Regions from separate parts of the Homo sapiens genome. Here region 1 is linked to region 2. A link is a loop called in an ENCODE intact Hi-C map of the cell type or tissue named here. Cell type or tissue: endothelial cell of umbilical vein. All regions are shown on one strand. Links, peaks and the distances in the headings refer to the core of each region. The heading gives the core; the rest is flanking DNA.

The links. Peaks named below come from ENCODE experiments on the same cell type or tissue, not always from the same donor. Only the 100,000 strongest peaks of a DNase experiment are listed, where the experiment ranks them.
Region 1: it touches region 2 in a loop (2.4-fold over the local background); 2 of 110 quality-filtered maps call a loop at or near these places.

Annotation. Positions count from the first base shown.
Region 1 is chr11:56,999,153-57,004,535 of GRCh38, forward strand. No RefSeq gene overlaps it. Among named protein-coding and RNA genes, the nearest start is that of OR5AK2, 13 kb to the left of the region's middle. In endothelial cell of umbilical vein, for the core only: a CTCF peak has its summit at 2,727 (motif pointing right); no DNase peak of the experiment used is centred there.
Region 2 is chr11:56,838,310-56,843,692 of GRCh38, forward strand. No RefSeq gene overlaps it. Among named protein-coding and RNA genes, the nearest start is that of LINC02735, 7.5 kb to the right of the region's middle. In endothelial cell of umbilical vein, for the core only: a CTCF peak has its summit at 3,095 (motif pointing right); a DNase peak (open chromatin) is centred at 3,112.

The DNA.
Region 1 (5,383 bases), core at 323-5,322, 160 kb after region 2:
AGAAGAAGGCATCCCTTAGGTCCAGCACTGTGAACCATTTAGTTCCCTCAGATGTTTGAGCTAGCAGGGTATACAAATTGGGAACCACTGGGTGTATTGGAACCACAGCCTCATTAATGATATGGAGGTCCTGAACTAGTCCCCATTCCCCTTTGGGTTTTTGTACCCCCCAATATTGGGGTATTGCAAGGGCCATTTCAGGGTTTGAGGAGGGCTTGCCTCTTCAAGTTATCAATGATGGCTTCTAGTCCTTTCCTGACTTCTGGTTTCAGGGGATATTGTTTCTGGTTAGGAAAGGAGGTAAGATCCTTAAGATGGACCTGGACCAGTATGGTGGTTGTGGCTCTGCCAATTTTCCCTCGAGTTGCCCAAACTTTTGGTTTAAAATGGTCTCCACTAGGGGCAGACAAAAAGTTTGCACAGGGGCCATCAGGATGGGGTCCCCATATGAACCAGAATATCCCCACCCAACAGAGGATTTGGGCTTTCCAGCATAATTAGAAAAGCATGGGTGAACCAAAGGTCTCCCCAGCTACAACTAAGTGGTTGGGAAAAAGATCAGGTTAAAGGCCTTTCCTGATATGTTCCTCATGGTCTTACTAAGAGAGGAGAGAGGGTCCATAATGGGGAGGAGAACTGAGAGACTAGCCCCAGTGTCCTAAAGATGGTCTACTTTTTTCCCCTTCAATTTCCAGAATTATCTGGGGCTCTCGGATGATAATAATGGTCTGGAACACCAGACTCAAGAAGAAGAGCCCCAGGACCTGTCAATCCTACTGCTGGTGTCCCCAATGACAATCTACCCTCCAGGTTTCCCCACGACAGATTGGACAGGTCAAAGTGGCTTCCTTATGCTGCCTGGGCAATCCTTCTTCAAACGCCCTGGCTTGGCCCATCTGTAGCAGTTAACAAGTGCACCCTGGGAATTCTGGGTTTGTGGGCTTGCCTGGCATCCATTAAAGCCTCTGTCTCTTTTCTGTATTTCCTCTCTCTCTCTCTCCTGGGCACCCCTATCTCTATTGTATAAGACTGACATGGCTACTTGCAGGAGGTTCTGTAAAGTATTATCTGGTCCCAGGGCCTGTTTTTGCAGCTTCCTCCTGATATTAGGGGCTACATGAGTAATAAATTTATGCTTTAGGGTTAGTTTTCCATTTGACTGAATCAGAAGATAGAGAGGTGTGCTTTATCAAGGCCTCTCTTAGCTTTCTCAGGAAGACAGTGGGATTTTCATCAAATCCCTGGTCAATCATGGATAACTTAGTATAATTGAGAGGCTTAGTCTTAGTCCTATGTAATCCCTCCATTATGCACACCTGAAAGTGTCTCCTCTTCCAGCCTCCCGTCTTGTCATTGGGATCTCATTTAGGTCATCCATTGGTACTGCTTCTCTTCCAGTTAGAGGATTTCACCCCCTTCCCTGATGCTATATGTGATAAAAAGTTCATCCCCAAATCTCTCTGCTGCTTGTAGAGTGGCCTGCTTCCCAGTCTTTATCAGGGTCTAATTCAAAAGTAACATAACATCTCTCCAGGAGAGTTCAAATTATTCAGTGAAATTCTGGAAAGCCTCTATATATTGATCAGGGCCATCTGAAAACTTGTCGAGATCCCCCTTAATTTGCCTTAACTCTTAAAAGGAGAAGGAGACTTGGACCTGACTGAGGCAAAATTAACCAGGCATCTGTTGGAGGGGCAAGAGTGAGACTAGGACTTGTCTATGGTGAGGATTTCTAAGCGGGGGCAAGTGTAAGGCTGAAGTTGGATAGGGAGGTCAGGGCCGACCTGGAGGAACAGGGCTGGAAGGAGCTGGCTCCTCTGCTAGGGGTGTCTCTGGAATTTGTATTTTTAGTTTCCTTGGCTTGCCCCTTGCAGCCTTTCCTGAGATGGTTAACATGAGGGCTGGATTAATCCTACACTGTCAGCGAAGGCCTGGGTTGTTCTGCAAGTTACAGAAAGCCTGCAAATATGGGGCCTCAGATCATCTGTCTGCACATCTACAGAAAAGATAACACTGCAGGATGGTATTGAAATAAATTGTTCCTTCCTAAGGCAGATCCAGTCCTTCATAATTTCACCAAACCTCTGTGCAGAGGGCTATGAGGCATTTTTCTTCCAGATTCTAAGGGTCATAGCAGTCCCAGTGGTTCAGGATAGACTCCAAAGGAATATAAGCAAAGGGTGATGAAAAGAGCTGGTTGCCCATTCAGAAAGACAAGGAAATAGAGGTGACTCTCATTTCCCTTCCTTCTTTCAGTGAAAACTCAGAGTGTGAAGAGAGAGAAAACAAGTGTCCCCTTTTTCTCTTCCATCTTTTGTCCCTGAGTCCTGGAGACCTTGGCAGCTCCCACCCATGGGTGCCAATGCGACATGTACCCATGATGCAGGGAAGGCCTAGAGAATAGGAATTATTTGCCCTCACCTATGCCTCCATCCTCCCTACTGCTGGCAACCTTTGAGATCCCTGGGCTCATTTATGTTATGGAGCATGGCCTCCTTCCATGTGGTGGGGGTTTAGTCAGCAGGAATTGGTCCTGCCCATTCACATTGTGCCTGTTGCCTGGCTTTGACTCCCTCAGATCTGGTTTTCCTTTCTAAGGATTCAGCCTGAAGCTTGGAATCGAATTTGAGACAAAAAAAGAAAAAAAAAAGGTATTTCAGGGGCTGTCTGTATCTGTCTAGATGGTCTCAAATTAGCCCTGTTGAATTTGCAGTTATCAGCCAGCAGGGGTCGCTCCTCTATTATTTTTCCTATCATAAGCAGCGTGCTGTGGATAGGAGCCCTCTCATTTAGAAAAGAAAAAAATAGTTTAAGAGGCAAAAGTGAGAGGTCCTGGGGGAAAAACACCTTGCTCAGTGCAAACAGGTTCCTTTATCATTGTATCCTTCACCTGGTTCAGACCAGGGTGACCTTCTTGGTCAGGGGAGGAAAAGTTCCATCGGCATGGCAGGTGGGAAGTGCTGGACAGCTAGCCACATGAGGCCCCGGCAGCAGTTGTGATTTTCTCCCACCCCTCGTGGCCATTGGGCATGGCTTATGCATGCTGTCGACATGCCCAGGCACCCAAGCCAGGAAGGGAGTGGGCGAGGAGAAGAGGTGTCATGCGCTGCGCGTCTGTGACTGTCAGGTTCAGGATGGGGATGGTACCTCTAAGAATAAACAGAAACCACATTGTTCTGAATTTCACCTTTGATGGCTGCGCCAAATGCTCATTATATTTAGTATCATTGTCGCGGTTTGTAGCAAAACCCTTAACATTATCAGGGAAGAGATAAGAGGCATTTCAAACCTTGAGAGAAGTAAAGACACCAGGCAAAGTCTGGGAGTCTTGGCCAACGGAGTTGAGTCTTGGGGCCTTCCAGAAAAAAAAAAAAAAAAAAAAAAAAAAGCCCTTCGGTTGCCCTAGAGCTTTACTCCAGTTCTGTGGTGGATAGACTTCTCTGAAGAGAAATATAGTCAATGTTCTTTTTGTCTGTAGGAAAGAGAGAGGTGGCAGGGTCTTGGAAAAGACACAGATCCTCATTTTAACTCACCCTTCTTTGTATCCCAGATGGGGCCCCAAATGAAATGGGAGAGTTCCCTGATTCCCTTTGCAGGATATGCAATAAGGGTGTGGCTCACAGGTTTGGTCACCACCACTGGTCAAACCCCTGATAGGAGGGAGACGGGGAGCACGCAGATGGTCAGGTGCAGGAGCTGGGGTGAGTGCTTTGAGCTCCGGCCCCACAGGAGTGTCTAGGGGTGGGTGCCTGCTGCCGCAGTGTAAAAATGCTCTTTTAGCCTTGCCATCTGCAGATGGCTTAAGTGTTAACCAGTTCAATGGACCGTTTGCCTTTTTGCAAGGGCAGAGGGCCAGTGTGGCAGCTTTCTGTATCCCAAGCTCTTGCCCAGCATCCCAGAAGAATTGGGTCACACACAAGCTTGAAAAATGAATGCAGGGCTTTACTGAGTAGTGGAGGTGATTCTCAGCAAGATGGATGGGGAGCCGGAAAGGCGATGGAGTGGGAAGATGATCTTCCCCTGGAGTTTTGGCCATCCAGCAGCCAAACTCCCCCCAACTGCCCCCAGGCGAATTCCTCTCGGCATTCAGATGTTCTTTCTCTTCTCTCTCTCTCTGCTGTGCCTTTCTTCCATTTGTCTTCTGTCGTCTCCTCATTTCTTTGTCTGCCTCTGGAGTCTGGGGTTCAGAACTTATATGGGTATAGGATAGGGGGGCATAGCAGGCCAAAAGGCCACTTTTGGAGTACAAAAACAGAAATCCCTCTTTTCACTTATTTCTGGCGGGTCTCCAGCCTTAAAGGTGGGGCCTTTGCCAGTGCACTGCCCTCTTCTACCCAGTATCTCTCTGTCTCCTGTCCATATCACTATACTCACTACCTGGGTTAAGGAATCATTCACATCCCAAACCTCAACATCTTGCAACATACCCATATAACAAACCTGTGCATGAAACCTCGAATCTAGAATAAAAATTGAAATTATTAAAAAGTAAAATAAAATAGGAAACATATTCACATTATAAACCAATGCTGCTTTTTTTAAATAGATAAGCTCTTTAAGATTGGAAAATATAATAGATATATCTCCTAAGGCTAAAAATTGCTTCCCAAGAGATACTGACACTATATTAGTTTTAAAGTTTCTGACCACCATTCAAGCAGAAAGGAATTAAATGAAAACACTCTCTCTGTAAAGATAGTTAGGGAGATGCCAAATCACAAAGAAAATGTTGTAACATTTTTCTAGAAGTTATCTAGTGTTATCTAGATGTTATGGATGGTTAATTAGTTTCTTTATTGGCTCTGAATAATGGTGTGACTCATCCTGCCACCAGGAAAGATGAATGTCCTCACTAATATGGAACATAAAGGTGAGGAAAATACTTGCTCAACGTTGGATTCCCAACATCCACCATATTCTCAGCACATTGTAGTATCTGAATAAACATCTGTGGAAGAAATAAATGGACAAAGGAAAGTGGAAAGGAAAGACCAGAAATCTAGACAGAGCATTCTCACAGGGATTGAGAGAAGTCAGCTGCAGTCCAGCACAGCTGTCTCTGGGTTGAAAAGTGAGGCAGCAACAAGAGCTTTGCCCAAGCTTACTGGGTGAAGCAACTGCCTATAACAACATTGAACAGTGTTATTGTAAATAAACACACAGAAAGTACATGTCTGTCATTTTATATGCAGAAAGGTAGAATAAAAGAGCAACAGGATAAATGTGAGCAGGTTAATTCCCTCAGCTCCTCAATGTCTTAACGTTATAAGTTTTTCAATACACAGTTTATGGAATAAAATATGTGAAACCAGCTTGGTAGCTTGAGCAAGCTATCAGGAACCTCCAAGGATTGTTGGGTTTTTATTACTAATGTTTCTTTTTG
Region 2 (5,383 bases), core at 265-5,264:
AGTCTCATCTGAGACAACGCAAGTCTCTTCCATCTATGAGCCTGTAAAATCAAAAGCAAGTTAGTTACTTCCTAGAAACAATGGGTGTACAAGTATCAGGTAAATACACCTGTTCAAAATAGGAGAAATTGTACAAAGCAAATGGGCTACAGGCCCCATGCATGTCTGAATTCCAATAGGCCAGTCATTAAACCTTAAAGTTCCAAAATGATCCTTTGACTCCATGTCTCACATCCAGGTCATGCTGATGCAAGAGGTGGGCTTTCATAATTTAGGCAGCTCTGCCTCTGGGGCTTTACAGGGTATAGCTCCCCTCCTGGCTGCTTTCATGGGCTGGCATTTCATGTCTACAGCTTTTCCAGGCACACAGTGCAAGCTGTCGGTGAATCTACTATTCTGGGATCTGGAGGATGGTAGCCCTCTTCTCACAGCTCCACTAGGTAGTGCACCAGTGAGGATTCTTTGTGGGGGCTCCATCCCCATGTGTCCCTTCCACATTGCCCTAACAGAGCTTCTCCATGAGGGCTCTGTCCTTACAGCAAACATCTATCTGGACATCCAGGCATTTCCTTACATCTTCTGAAATATAGGAAAGTGGTTTCCAAACCTCAATTCTTGACTTCTGTGTGTCTGCAGGCCCAACACCATGTGTAAACCACCAAGGCTTGGGGCTTGCACCCTCTGAAGCAATGGCCTGAGCTGTATATTGGCCCCTTTTAGCCATGGTTGGAGCAGTTGTGATGCAGGGCATCATGTCCCGAGGCTGCATAGAGTAGGGGGTCCCAGGGCCCAACCCATGAAACCATTTTTCCCTCTTAAGTCTCCTGGACAGTGATGGGAGGGGCTGCTGTAAAGGTCTCTGATATAACCTGGAGACATTTTCCCTATTGTCTTGGCGATTAACATTTGGCTCCATGTTACTGATGCAAATTTCTGCAGTGGGCTTAAATTTCTCCGCCCCGCCCCTCCCCATGCCCCCAACCCCCCGCCCAGGAAATGGACTTTTCTTTTCTATTGCATTGTTGAGCCACAAATTTTCCAAACTTTTATACTTTGCTCCATCTTGAACGCTTTGCTGCTTACAAATTTCTTCCACCAAATACCCTAAATCATCTCTCTTAAGTTCAAAGTTCCACAGATCTCTAAGGCAGGGACAAAATGCCACTGGTCTCTTTGCTAAAGCATAGCAAGAGTCACCTTTGCTACAGTTCCCAAGAAGTTCCTCATCGCCTTAGCCTGGACTTCATTGTTCATACCACTATCAGCATTTTGGTTAAAGCCATTCAACAAGTCTCTAGGAAGTTCCAAACTTTCCCACATTTCCCTGTCTTCTGAGCCCTCCAAACTGTTCCAACCTCTGCCTGTTACCAGTTTCAAAGTTGCTTCCACAGTTCGGGTATCCTTATAGCAGCACCCCACTCTACCAGTACCAATTTACTGTATTCATTCATTCTCACACTGCTAATAAAGACATACCCAAGACTGAGTAATTTATAAAAGAAAGATAACACATCCTTATTCACATGGTGGCAGGAGAGAAAAGTGCCAAGCAAAGGGGAAAATGCCCCTTATAAAACCATCAATCTCATGAGAATTCACTATCATGAGAACATCATGAGAGTACCTGCTCCCATGATTCAGTTACCTCCCACTGGGTCCCTCCCATGACATGTGGGGATTATTGGAATTACAATTCAAGATGAGATTTGGGTGGGGACACATTCAAACTATGTCAGATGCTTTGTCTATATTATAATTTGAAAGCTCACAGAGTGTCTAATATATTATCATGGGATTCCATCTAACATTATCTCAGACCAAGGGACATAGTTTATGATGAGAAAAGAGCAATAAGCATATGACCATAATATCAATATGGCTTCCTTCATGCCACATCACCCAGAAGCTACTAGCCAACTGAATGTTGGAATGGCCTTATGAGTAGTGCTAGGGTACACTTTGCAGGTGACACCTAGCATGATTGGTACACTGTTTTCCTGTATGTTCTACATACTTTATTTCCTAAATCTCTCTTCAGAAACACCAAAGATAGGATAAACTTCTTCTCACTGACATTTACAATGGAACTGAGTTTTGTTTGTACATGTGTCTAAGTGTGAATGCATGTGCATATGACTGCTGTCATCTCCCTGAACACTGGAACCCCCACACTATTTTAGCTGAACCCCTTTCATTGTGGACCTCACAAATATACATAATAAATCATATGACACAGGTTTCTATTAGTCATAATTCTTTCTGAGGATTGGATCTTTATTAGAACAAACTGTGTATTCCCCCTCCCTACACTGACTGTCAAAATTTTTTTGTACAAACAGAAAAAAAAACTAATTATATATATAGTTTTTTCAAATACAAGTTTTTAAAAGTTTTGTAGCATATTATTGTCAGCTACATCAGGAAGATAAACAAAGAGTGGGACACACCAGTTAAAGTGGTCAGCTATCAATTAATCTAAGCCTTAGTTTTCTTGTTCTATAAAACAGAAAGGATAATAGTATCTGTTTTATACTATTATAACAATAATTAAAGGAGGGAACTTATGTAAAAACCCTAGTTTGTTGCCAAATAGCAAGTTGTCAATAAGTGTTAGCGATCATTAAAGTTAATTCAATTAGAAAAGAAGTAGAAAAACCAGAGCTGGAAGAAACTTTGCAAAACATGTTTAACATCATGGTCAAATCCTAGCTCTGCCATTTAACAAACAAATTACTTGCTCTCTCTTTGCCACATTTTCCTTAATTGCAAGTGGATATAATTGTTTGGCTTAAGTCCTATAACACATCTGAAGTATTTAAAAAATATATTGTAATCATAAAAAAAATTAGGCTACCATGATCAATATTTTTGGCTTCTTTGCAAATGAGAAAAACACCACCCACAGTAGTTATGAGTAGCCCAAAATCACAGAGCAAGTTACTCTCATTTTTGGAACTAGAACCCATTCCTTCCGATTCCCATCCTAGTGCAAAAATGTCTGGGAGCTTACTAAGATCCCAGGAGCAGAAAACTGGAATGGTAGTCTAGATTCAGCAGCTTTTGAAACCTCGTCAATGACAAGAAAAGACCAAGAGGTGGCAGCACGTCCACATACAAAGAGGTCGGCTATATTGCTTTCCTGTCAGCAAATTCTTTCCTCTTCCTGCCGAAATATAACAGAAAACCTGACACTCAGCCGTTAATATCTTGACCATGCCACAGTATCTCCTTTTCTTGTGTGAGCTTCTAATATCCTAATTATGAACTTTGTTACCAACTCAGAACAGAATGTCTCACAACAGTTTTGCTCCTGAAATCCTTATTGTTAGTTGACTTGCAGAACCAAAAACAACCATGACAAATTTAAAAAGCATCATTGCACCTAGCATTTACCGATTAAATCATTCTAGTGTTTATCAAGTAGCAAATGTTACCATATGTTTTGTAGGTAGTTCACTAGGGAAAGTTAAGATGCCTCATCTCCACCCCGACAGCCTCCTCCCACCCAAAACAAATCTTTGAAATAAAAGGAAATTAAGATTGCTCATTCTGAGGTTAGAACCACAAATGAGTGTAAAATAATTGGGAACAATATACAAAGTCGCTTTTGAAATATCTGTTTTATTACACTGGGTGGCAATAAGACCAAATTCTTTCTTTATCTAAATTAGAGCAGATCCATTAGAAGAGGAGTTTGCTGAATGGAACCACGAAAAAAAAAAAAAATCTCTGAAAACACAGTAAGGAGTAAGCAGAAAATGGAGTAGGGAACTCTGCAGTGTCAATCTTATGGCAGCCTAGCCAGATGCCACTAATATTCCCTTCTCATGTCATGTTCACCAACCAAGCTTCAAATCAGCATATGGCACCCCCCCGCAATAAAGCCTCTCCCCAAGAAGCCAGAATGAATCAGGCCCACGTGAGTGTCCCTGCCCAAGAAAAATACATTTCTAACGAAACCTGGCACTCCACTACTATGTATCATTCTCTTGCGAGCTTTGGGGGGACTTTTAGGTATCATCTTGGATATTCTTTGGCTGAATTCAGTACCCATAAATCCAATTGCCCTTGAGACCAAGATTCTGTACTTGAAAACCTAATTAGATCCTGGACTATATTTCTCCAAAGTAAATTTTTTTCAGATCTCTTGGCAACCACGAAGCTTCCTCGCATGACACCTAAAGTCTATGGGACTTACCTTTCATACATCAACTTATCTGCTTTGGGCGTATTCAGTTTTCTTACAAATACGCTCTTATTTTTGTCCTCTGCCAGGATGGAAATAAAGGTCACTCGCCTACTTCATAGACTTTATGATGGCTACTAATTTGCCATGTAGTCTCTTTCTCAGCCTTATGGGCAATCAGACAATTGGATGATATCAGAAAGAATACCAAGTCAATGGGGTAAGTATATTCCAGGAGGAACCAAATATGCTGTAATATTGTTTTAGGCCAAATACAATGACAACTGAAAATGTCACTCTTTTTTTTTCCCAGTTCAAATGTGACTTGTTAATCTTTCATGTACAATTCCTTCCTTCCATTTGCCAAGACAGTGAAAGGTGACTGATCTCACTGATTTCACACAAAGCACTTCTTTCTAGTTAAGTGTATCTGGTTGAATGATGTATTCATGGTCACATGAAATATTCAACTGACAGAGACACCAGAGATTATGGAATTCAACCTTTTATTTTGCAAATAAGGAAATGAAAATTTCACACAAGCAACCTGACTCATGGTCATGCAGCTATTTGGTGGCAGAGCTTTAGACTGACTATCATGCCATGGTGGCCACCTGTGCCATGCTAAAAATAACCTCAATAAAAATAATAATGAGATTTCACTTAGGGTAGAATTGACCCCAACTTAAACTAGATGAATATTCACTGACATTTCCGGGTTCCAAAGTGGATTTATGGTCAAAAGAATCTATGTGTCTCCATTTGAAGTTTCTCTGAAAGTCCCTGGTGCCCCCACTAAAAACATATGCAAACACTTGAGTTACCTAGAGTCTGTCAACATGTGACATGCCACGATTAAAATAGCATTACTTTAGCTTAAGGTTTTATCCATTGTTACATTTGGAATACAACTACACCTGTGAGATAATGTTGCCAGTCGGTCAACACTTGAATAACTCTTCAAAGTAAAAGAACTTCTTTATCTATAAAGAGCTAGTTGTTAATTCATTGACTTCTTTGATAATGCATTTAAAGAGTTCCTGCTCTTATAAGACAGGGCTAAGAATTAGAAATGAGTAAGACGGGACTTCTGTTTTCACAGATTTCACAGTCTATCAGGTGAGAGAATGATTTAATAGGATGTGATGCGTCATAGCAGTTTTGTAAAAACACAGTCTTGTAGCTGCAGAGGGCTGG